Regions from separate parts of the Mus musculus genome. Here all the other regions are linked to region 1. The links are chromatin loops, found by intact Hi-C in ENCODE. Cell type or tissue: heart. All regions are shown on one strand.

Region 1 (2,500 bases):
GCTTCCTTTAAGAGTAGAGAGGAACAGTAAGACATTTTGAGAGACTATAAGTCTTTAATTTTTTTTGTTTGTTTGTTTTATTTTGTTTTGTTTTGTTTTTCTTTTTTGTTTTTTTTGAGACAGGGTTTCTCTGTGCAGCCCTGGCTGTCCTGGAACTCACTCTGTAGACCAAGCTGGCCTCGTACTCAGAAATCCGCCTGCCTCTGCCTCCCGAGTGCTGGGATTAAAGGGCGTGCACCACCATTGCCCGGTATACCTTTAACCCTTGTTACAGCATATTGCTATAATTGTTCTGTTATGATTAATGATTGTGGCTTATAGCTTACTGTGCCAAATTTGTAAGTTAAATTTAATCAAAGGTAAACATGTATAGAAAAAACCATTGTATGTATGTGTATGGGTATGTATGTGTGTATGTGTGTATGTATGTGTGTATGTGTATATGTTGAGTATTGCTCACAGTTGCTGGTACCTACCAGGAATTTTGTCCTGTATCCTCGTAACATTCTGTCCTGGGGTGGAGAGACAGATCTGTTGTTAAAGTGTTTGCCGTGCAAGCATAAGGACCAGAGTTCGGATCCCCAGAGCCCCTGTAAATGCTGGATGGCCATAGGACCTGCCTATAATTGGAGCATTAGGAAGGGTGATACAAGGATTCAACAGAGCAAGCTAGCTAGCCAGACTCACCATACTGGTGAGCTCTGGGTTCAGCTGAGAGAGCCCATCTCATTGGATAAGATGGAGAACATTCATGGAAGACCCAGTATGAGCCTCAGACCTCCTAGGACAAACACGGGTCCATGCTCCCACACGCACGTGGATATGATATACACACATGAGGGAAAGAGAAGCTATGAAACACTCTGTTCCGATACTCTCATTGAATTTTGCTTTATAGGCTCCATTTAAGGGCATGGATGCTCTCAACTTAGCAGGCCAGGCTTGTAGCCAGAAAGATTTCTCAATCCCATAGAGTTCTCTGAGATCTGCCGGTGTCTTTGGCTGGGTCAAACTAGACACCACGATCTAATTACTTGGACTCCTCTTTTGTGTCCCTCCCAACCCTAGAGTTTTAGGCCATGAAGTTCTTTTGTTAATAGCCATAAAAAATGTAGTATTAAAATGTCCCATTATCGAGAAAGTACACCAGGCCATAAAAATAGGGCCTCCCTCATGATTGCTTCAGAGTTGACGCAAAAGCACAAATTGTAATTCCTCAGAGAACTGGCTGTGTTGAAATATTTACAGGAGGTCAGGGGTCTCCCTCCCTGCCCCCAACCCGGGAGCAGGGAGCAGAGACCCAAAGATGTGGGCAGCAGTGAAGCCAGGCAGGCCTCTCAAGCTGTGTTTATACTGGAAAGCAGTCTGGAAAATGCCCCCCATGGTTTCCCTGGAGCCTGGAGGTGGGCCTTGCAATACCAGAGGAATGAAAACAAGCCGAAGTGCTGTGTTTAGCACAATTTACTAGGAAAGGTCCCTCTGAGAGCTGCAGCCGGACCTGAGGGCTGGAAAGGAAATCGAAAGGGCAAGGGAAGTCAAAGCACAGAGCAAGGCCAAATAACAGTAATGATAGTCATAGAAATAATAATTTTTACAAAGCCACCCCAACTTGATTGAGACAGTGGAAAATTTACAAACATGAAGTCCGTGCAGCCCAGCACGTTCAAGTGGGTATGAGACAATCTGTTTTCATGTCCTCAAGTCCCAGTCGGGTCGTGAAGTCACTCCCTGAGGACTGGGCGAGCTGCTCTCTTCCCAGGGTGTCCCTGCTCCTTCAGCTCACACCCAGGAGGCTGTGGCCTGGCTGTTGTAATTTGCACTGGTTCTCTGAGGCCTGGCAGATGCAAACGACTCCTGGTAGTGGGTTGACTAAACCTTTATTACATTCCCAAGGCCCGTCAGTGATTGCCAGATGGATGGATGGATGGATGGATGGATGGATGGATGGAGGGATGGATGGATGGATGGATGGATGGATGGATAGAACGATGGGTGGATGGGTGGATGGGTGGATAGATGAATGGGGGGGTGGATGAATGGGTGGGTGGGTGGGTGAATGGATGGATGGGTAGATGGGTGGGTAGGTGGATGGGTGGGTGGTGCTCACAATTAGCCCTAGCCATTTGAAAGGCTCATGTGTGTTGTAGCCATGAGTGGAAGGCGTCTTTTTGCCTCCTCTCTGCTATCTTCCGATGGTTTGCCTTGCTCTGTACTAGGACTCACATATGAGGAGTTGTGTGACCAGAACACACCAACCAAAGCCTGCCTTCAAGGTTTGTCCAGCGTGGGGTGATGAGAGTATTCAATGGCTGAGCATACTCACTGTATAATGGTCCTGAGTTCAGATCCCAGCACACATATAAAAAGCTAGGGGTGGCCCTGGGTCCTGTAGCCCCAACACTGCAGAGGGCGGAGAAAGGATGATCAGAGCAGCATATCTGATGTCCTCCTTGGCATGCCCCATCCACCTACCTCTACCTGTGTGCATAACACACAGAGG
Region 2 (2,500 bases), 94 kb after region 1:
AAATAAATAAATCTTAAATAAGTAAATAAACAAATAAACCATTCCTTAACTTGCTTTGGTAAGAGTTGAATTTTAAAAAGAGAGATAGAGGAGAAGAAGAAAGGAGACACAGTCCCCTTCAGAGGTGTGCTCCTGTGACCTTAGAGCCTCAGCTGTCAATAGCACCCGCTGGGGCCCAAGTCTTTGCCTCATAGATTGTTAGGGACATTTAAGATCCAAACTGTAGCCCCTTCTGTGTGCAAGTGAGATATCACTTCCAGACCCTGCTGTGGGCCACTGGAGCTGTCAATCAAGGGACCAGTGTGGGGAGGAGGGATTGCGTGCACTGGAGATAAAGCATCAGAGATGGAGCACAGGGTCTCCAGACTTTAAAGATTACTCAGCGAGTAGTCACTTCCCTGATCCACTTCCCAGAGGAAAAACATCCGGTTTAACCTAAGAACTTCCTGGTACTCCCAGCAGAACCTTTGATAAGGAAGGAGACAAGCCTGAACTCTGAGTAACTGACAGACACTCAGCTCTCGGGTCCTTCTGAAAAGCCCCCGTCTGGACCAAAAGAAACACAACCAAACCCAAGGCTCATGTGTGACAACAGCGCCTGCTGCTCACACCTTCTCTGGCCCCTGTCTTGCCCACTTTCCAAGGGATGCCGCAGGGTCTCTTGTTAACCTTTGTCAACTCTTCAGGGCACCATAGAGGACTTGTGTGTGCAGACCTGAGCTGGCAAAGTAGAGTGCAAGACAGATGCACCCCCAAGCCTCAGGTGGGCAGAGCTGATCCCAGAACCTCTAATGTGAGGTTCGCAAAGCAAGACAGCTGAGTGAGTTAGCAGGTGGCTGGGGAAGGAAGTGGAAGCTTCCAGAATGGAAGACAGAGCCCAGTGAAGAGCAGAGAGGGGAGGGGAGGGGAATGGTGAAGACCAAAAGCTCAAGGGTGGTGTATCCTAGGTACCATCTTTGAAATAAATAAAACCCCGACATCTGTACCATCATAAACTCTATTGCTGTGGCCTCCAAGAAGGCCACACCCTCTGGAAAGAGGCCATCTTGGCAGACATCATCTAGTGTGGACAAGTCACACTTCCAGGAGCAGCTCACTTCTTTCTGTAACAGCTGTGGAAGAGAGATGGAGGGCTCCCCCTTCTGCAAGGTGGGAGAAGAGCAGAGACCCTGAACCAACCAGAGGACATGGAGCACTCGGAGTGCCAAGTGAGGACAGAGATGGGGTCAGAGGACATGGAGCACTCAGAGTGCCAAGTGAAGATGATGGTTCATCTGGGGGCAGCTCGGGGGCCCAAGGTTGAAGGTGCTGGGACAGGTAGAGAGTCGGCCACCATTCACCATGGGACGTTCGTCTGGGAATTTGGGAAGCCGGGTCTTGGTACATTTTGTGTGGTTCAAACAGCATCTTTAAGACTGGGTGGGTGCCCAGCAGAGATGTCTCTTTTGCCATTCTGGAGTCTGGAAAGGCCGGGCTGAGGGGCCAGCATCTCTTGGGGGCTTTCTTGTTTCACCCCATAGCGAAAGGCTGAAAAGCCAGAGCACTCACGCTCAGGAGAGGAGCGTGCTTCAAGGTATCTTCTCATTGGAAAGCCACTGAAGGCAAGGAACCCACCCCTCCACAATGGCGTCGACCTGCTCAGGAGAGCAGAGGCCTGGCCCTGACTCTCTATTGCAGGTCTAGCTCCCAGGTTGTCCTGGGAGTACAGCTCTAACGCCCGACCTTTGCAGGAACGCATTTATACTGTGTACCACCCAGAGAGCTTTAAGAAGAAAACTTGGGCTGAGGAGCCGGAGGGCGAACACAGTGGAGAAAGTACTTCCTGGGTAAACACCAAGACCCAGCACCCACATAAAAATCTGGGGGGCGGGGAGACCCCTGAGGGTCCCTGACTAGCCCACCTAGCCTGATCAATGAGCCCTGAGTCCCATTAAGAACTTTCTCAAAACGCAGCCCAGGTGGCTTCTGAGGAGTGATACCCATGTTGGCCTCCACACATAGATGTGAACAGGCACACAGAGGCCTCACTGCAGAGTGGATGATTCAGAAGTAAAGTCGGTAGGCTCCATCCGTGGACTGTGGCCGACGGTGCAGCCTAGAAGGCCTAGGTCAGGGCTGGGAAGCTGGGAGGCTTTGGGAAGAGAAGGCAGATGTGTTCCGGACCCACAGGATCGGCATCTGGAAAGTAGTTCAGAGGAAGAACAAGATACCAGGGAGCCAAGTCCAAAAGCCAGGGCATCCTTGAAGCCGGGAGGTACCAGGCACCCAGGAGACAGGCAGGGGCAGGAGCCGGCGTGCTCCAGATAAGGGGTGAGGTCCAAAGTCTGCAGAGGCTATGATGGGCCCAGAGGAATATCACATCTTCAGTCCCTGATAAACGTATAATAAGCCCCCATGTCCAGAAAGATAAGTTTCTCGACCTCCCGTCTTGTCTTCAGAGTGATCATAACCAGTTTGAACATGAGGATAAGCTTATCAATGTCTTACGCACCCGTTAAGG
Region 3 (2,500 bases), 76 kb after region 1:
CCATGAGAGGGAGGGAGGGAGGGAGGGCTGAGGCTGAGCCAGCCCCATGGCTCCCCAACGCAGTGCCTCAAGAAAGGCCAGATTCCTTGTCCCAAACAGGACAAAGGCCTGCCTGCCTTCCTCCAGGGTCTTTATTGAGCTGTCACAACCTTTCCTCTTTGCTAGTTAACTGGGTGTGCTCCCTCCGGAGACACAGGAGACTAAGCGTGCCTTTCTGAGAGTTCTCCCTCCCCTCCCCCCACCCCCAGCTCTGTCCTGTGACTCTGCTCAGGGTGGATATGCCCAACCCTGACTCTTCTAGCCCTACCTCCCAACTTGGCACAAGTTCCATTGTCCCAGAGACTTGACTTACCAGCCAGAACCCGAGGGAATATTGTTAAAAGGTTGAAGCTTAAGATAATCACAGAACCATAGCCTAGTGGGGCCCTTCAAGGGCCAGGCGCTGTGTGTCTGCTCTGGCTGCAGGCCGGAAGCCAGGCCGGGGGCAAGCAGCTGCCTGGACCCTGGCAATGTTCTAGAAGTGACAGAGGAACAGGTTCTGAGGACTCAGTAGACCGTGTCAGCCTTGGCTCCCTGCAGCCTTGGGTTTCAGCCTTCTAAAGGGGGGGGCGGGGCAGCCAGTTCATCTATCATGAGCCCTGACTGGGAGAAGAACTTGAGGTGTACTTTATCATGGCTCCTACCCGATTCCCCTCTCCTCCGTTCCTCTTCTTTTCCTCCTTCTCTCTGCCTCTCCTCACCCCCTCTCTCTTTTGCCTGGTTCTAGGAACAGAACCCGCTTCACGCACATTAGGTCAGAATTCTACTACCAAACCCTGATCCAGTTTCTCCACCCAACCCCTTAGTGTGTGTGTGTGTGTGTGTGTGTGTGTGTGTGTGAGAGAGAGAGAGAGAGAGAGAGAGAGAGAGAGAGAGAGAGAGAGAGAGTATAAGCATGCTGTTATATGCTCAAGCACTTGGGTGTGTGTAGAGGCAGGGTAAACCCGGACCATCATTCCTCAGGATGAAGTTTTATTGAATCAAGAGTCCTTCAGTGGGATCCTGGGCCTGTAGATTATGCGAATCTGGACTCCCTCTGACTCTGTTTTCCCAATTTAGGGATGGCAAGCACACACCACCATGCGTTCTAAGGACAGAACTCAATTCCTTAAAATTGTGTGGCAAGAACTTTATTGACTGAGCCATCATGACCCAGCCCCTGAACCAGTTTCTTGAAGGCACCAGTTCCTCCTTGGCACAGAGTGTGGCCACAAGACCCTGAGGCTTTTGTGCAGTTGATGCAGGTTCTCCTCAGACACTCACTCCCCCTGGGTCTGTGGATCCTCGCTGTGCCTCTCACCCCGGCTCTTTACTTACTTCTGATGCTGCTGATAGATTTAGCCCCTAGAGATAGCACACAGCAAGACTCCAGCAGTGAGCAGGTGGAGCCCACTGGTGGAGGTACTACATAGTACCAACTGTCCTCCATGGAAGGACCTTGGAGTTTGTTGAATATCTTGGTGTTGAAGCGCTTTGATCCTGGTCACAGCTCTGTAGACAGAGCCTGTCGATTTGCCCAGTCTTTAGAGGCAAAGGCTGAGCCCAGAGGTGCTCCTGGCCTGGCTAGCTAGATCCCTGAGCCCCAGATACTCTACATGCTAGGAGCCCTGCACCCTTGCCCCCAGGCCTGTGGTGGTGTGAGGAGCACTCGTCAGGGCGGCTGCCACACCGACAGGGCACTGAGTCACAGGGCAGAGATGGCTTTCCATGATAGCAAGTTGGCAGATGTGGAGATACAGTCTCAGGACCTGGCGCTATGGCGCCCGCCTGCCTCCTTCCTGGCTGCTTGACACTGGTTAATTTGTGCTTGGAACGTGTCAGCGACTCTTCAGGGCCCCGGTTGGCACTCCCTGACCTTTTGTGGATGGACTTGGGGAATTGGGGTTTTACTTCCAGGTGGGTAAATGCATATTTGGAAATAAGTGTGTGGAAAGGAAGCACCCACAGACTGGCAGTATGTGAGGCCAGAGAACAATGACCACTGACAGCCTGCAGGAGGGACCCTCTGGGGATGCGTGCAGAAGTGGCTGGGAAGAGGCCTTCACACTGAGGGTTGGAGACTGGGCCACGGCTCATTAGCTGGATGGACGGGTGCCCAGAGGTGGGTGGAAAAGAGCAGGTGCCTCCTCTGAGGCGCATCATTAAACCCCTGCAGAGTTTGTGCTTGGCTTTCAGGGACGGTTGCCAAATTCTTGCCCTTGAAATAATGCTCCCAGGTCTTCCTGTTTGGAGAACGCCAGGGAAGCTGTGTGAAGGAAGGGCCGAGAAGAAATGAAAAGTGAGAGTAAAGTCCGAAGGCCTGAGGAGAACAGAGGTGACGGCAGAAACGCCACAAGTAAGGGTATTTGTTTGAAGCAAATAACCGGAGCCACGGCCAAGGTCATGTAGTACAGCCAGCAACAAGAATCCTCGGCCAACATCTGGACGGCTGGGGATTCATGAGCAAGCCAGAGGGCCTTAC
Region 4 (2,500 bases), 47 kb before region 1:
GAAGATGCTGGGAGTTTTGCTACCATAAGTCTCTCCTGATTCTTTCTGTCTTGTTCTTACTCTTGGGACCTCTGTGCTCATCCCATGGTGTTGATTAAAAATCTGTTCCAGGTGGGCAGAGATTCGCTCTTGAACAAAGTTCCTGCTCACTGGTAGCACGCTCACATTCTACAGACCATACCAAATCTATCATATGCAGGATGGGTGACAGGGGGTCGGAAAGAAGGATGAGAATGGTAATAAAAGGACTGTTTCAGATGGGAGATGGCCCCTGATAAGGTGGTAAGAAGCAGAGGTCTGATTCTGATCTCTTGGGGTTTGTGCAAAGGGCCTGTGGCAAAAAAAACAAAAAAACAAAAACAAAAACAAAAAAACAAACAAACTACATGCAAAATTATTGGCAAGCAAGAGTATGGCAGGGGAGTGGGGGCTGGGCTTTCTCAACCCATCGCTGTAGTGGACTGGCCACCTGGCCTGTCTTTGCCACTTTGTCCCTTTCCTTCTTGCTGTTGTGTGCATTGCCAGTGTCTTTGTGTTGGCAGTTGTCAGAGTGCTCTTGGGCAATGGTTAAATGCCACCTCCCTCTGTTACTTTCTGTCTTGGTACCTTACAGGGCTTGTCAAAGGAGTAGATGTGTGCCCCAGCACCCCAGCCAGCACCAAGCCCCCCTCCCCCTTTGTTTCAAGAGCAGCTTTGTGTGATCCCTGTGTGCTCTGGGACCAAACAGCACTCCCAGGCAGTTCTGGGAATGAATGGGCAGAGTTAACCTCTATCAACTAGCAAGCTTCCCTCAGTCTGTAAAAATCTCCTCCTTTATGGGGAGGAGAGAAGGAGGGAAGCAGGCAGGGGAAGCAGTCATAACCAAATATGTCCTTACCTCGCCTCCTCTTATCTCTACCTCCCATGTCTGTTAGCACGGAACAGGGCTGTACACCCAGGGTCTTCTGTTTGCTTCCCTCCATTCCCATGACCTCGACCATGTCCCTCGGGCTCCGTTCCTGTTCCCATGTAGGTCAAGTTCTGACCCAACATACTTTCCCACTGCTTCTTGGTGCTCTTTCCATGGATTCTGATCACATTGCTGACCGAATGGAGCATATGCATCCTTCTGGCCTGTGTTTAAACAAGGAAAACATCTCAGTCACCATCCACAGCCGCCCAGGGTCTTAGGAAACCTTTAATCTTTAATTTAGTCACTACTCCTGGCTTGTGCATCTCATGTGGGCACTGGACTCGGTCTGCGGGTGCTGGGGACATCAGAGTAGGGCACACATAGGACTCACCCTACCTTCCCCAAGTCCTCACTCTGCAGAGAACTGTCTTAACCATCGACTATGTTAAAAAGTGGGAAATCGCTCAAGGCAGATGCCTTGCTGAGCATAATCATGGCCCTAGGTTCAATTCCCAGCACCAGGAAAAAAAATTACAAGCAAAATTATTGGATTATCTTTTCTTTTTCTTTTTCTTTCTTTTTTTTTTTTTTACATAAGCACTATTCAAAGTCTAGGGCACTATGAAAGTAAGCATTTTGAGTAGTGTCTGAGCTGTTCTTGGAGAGTGGCCAAGAACAACTTCTCTTTGAGTTATCTACCCAATAACAATTCTTCCCCTAACGGAGCACAGAGTTTTCTTTGGATCTATAATCTACCTGAATTCAAGGGCTATATTTGTCTTTGAAGGCTCAGACCCAATAGTAGGAAGCCGAGGCAGAAGGATTGCTATGGGTTGGAGGCCAGACGAGGCTACAAAGCAAAATAAAACAAAACACAAAACAAACAAGAAAAGACTCAAGTTTTGTATCCCCCTTGCACATATAGGGTCTCTGTGTGGTGTCGCCTAGTCATTAGCCAGTGGGAATGGCTTGGGGTGGGGGCTCAGATACAATCCCAACTTCTTGGCCCCATCTCTTTCCAATGCTTTCTTTCCAAGATATGATCAGGTGGTGTACTGGCTGGTTTTGGGTCAACTTGACACAGGCTGGAGTTATCACAAAGAAAGGAGCTTCAATTGGAGAAATGCTTCCATGAGATCCAGCTGTGGGGCATTTTCTCAGTAGGTGATCAAGGTGGGAGGGGCCTGTTCATTGTGGGTGGTGCCATCCCTGGGCTGGTAGTCCTGGGTTCTATAAGAAAGCAAGCTGTGCAAGCCAGGGGAAGCTAGTCAGTAAGGAACATCCCTCCATGGCCTTTGCATCGGCTCCTGCTTCCTGACCTGCTTGAGTTCCAGTCCTGACTTCCTTGGTGATGAACAGCAGTATGGAAGTGTAAGCTGAATAAACCCTTTCCTCCCCAACTTGCTTCTTGGTCATGATGTTTGTGCAGGAATAGAAACCCTGACTAAGGCAGGTGGTGACCACAGGACCCAAGTCACATGCTGAAGATGATCTACCAAAAAATTAAGAATGCCCATGGCCTTGGGATATGATGGTAACTGCAGCACCCACAGGCTCTCTGTCCCCTGACTGATTAGGGGGTGGTTGCAACGATCCCCTATGTGATGT

What was found. Hi-C counts contacts between places; a loop is a spot of excess contacts. Peaks named below come from ENCODE experiments on the same cell type or tissue, not always from the same donor. Only the 100,000 strongest peaks of a DNase experiment are listed, where the experiment ranks them.
Region 2: it touches region 1 in a loop (2.0-fold over the local background); 6 of 42 quality-filtered maps call a loop at or near these places.
Region 3: it touches region 1 in a loop (2.0-fold over the local background); 6 of 42 quality-filtered maps call a loop at or near these places.
Region 4: it touches region 1 in a loop (1.9-fold over the local background); 3 of 42 quality-filtered maps call a loop at or near these places.

The regions. Positions count from the first base shown.
Region 1 is chr4:150,783,785-150,786,284 of GRCm38, reverse strand. No RefSeq gene overlaps it. Among named protein-coding and RNA genes, the nearest start is that of Gm51276, 13 kb to the left of the region's middle. In heart, no CTCF peak of the experiment used is centred here; DNase peaks (open chromatin) are centred at 884, 1,484 and 1,694; H3K27ac peaks cover 1,113 bases.
Region 2 is chr4:150,689,568-150,692,067 of GRCm38, reverse strand. No RefSeq gene overlaps it. Among named protein-coding and RNA genes, the nearest start is that of Gm36600, 14 kb to the left of the region's middle. In heart, a CTCF peak has its summit at 1,139 (motif pointing left); a DNase peak (open chromatin) is centred at 1,077; H3K27ac peaks cover 927 bases.
Region 3 is chr4:150,707,604-150,710,103 of GRCm38, reverse strand. The region is part of intron 1 of Gm36600 (a long non-coding RNA gene); the gene reads right to left. Among named protein-coding and RNA genes, the nearest start is that of Gm36600, 3.7 kb to the right of the region's middle. In heart, a CTCF peak has its summit at 1,441; DNase peaks (open chromatin) are centred at 1,353, 1,783 and 1,953; H3K27ac peaks cover 1,434 bases.
Region 4 is chr4:150,830,585-150,833,084 of GRCm38, reverse strand. All of the region lies in intron 3 of 1700045H11Rik (RIKEN cDNA 1700045H11 gene), which reads left to right. Among named protein-coding and RNA genes, the nearest start is that of 1700045H11Rik, 23 kb to the left of the region's middle. In heart, no CTCF peak of the experiment used is centred here; a DNase peak (open chromatin) is centred at 1,004; H3K27ac peaks cover 808 bases.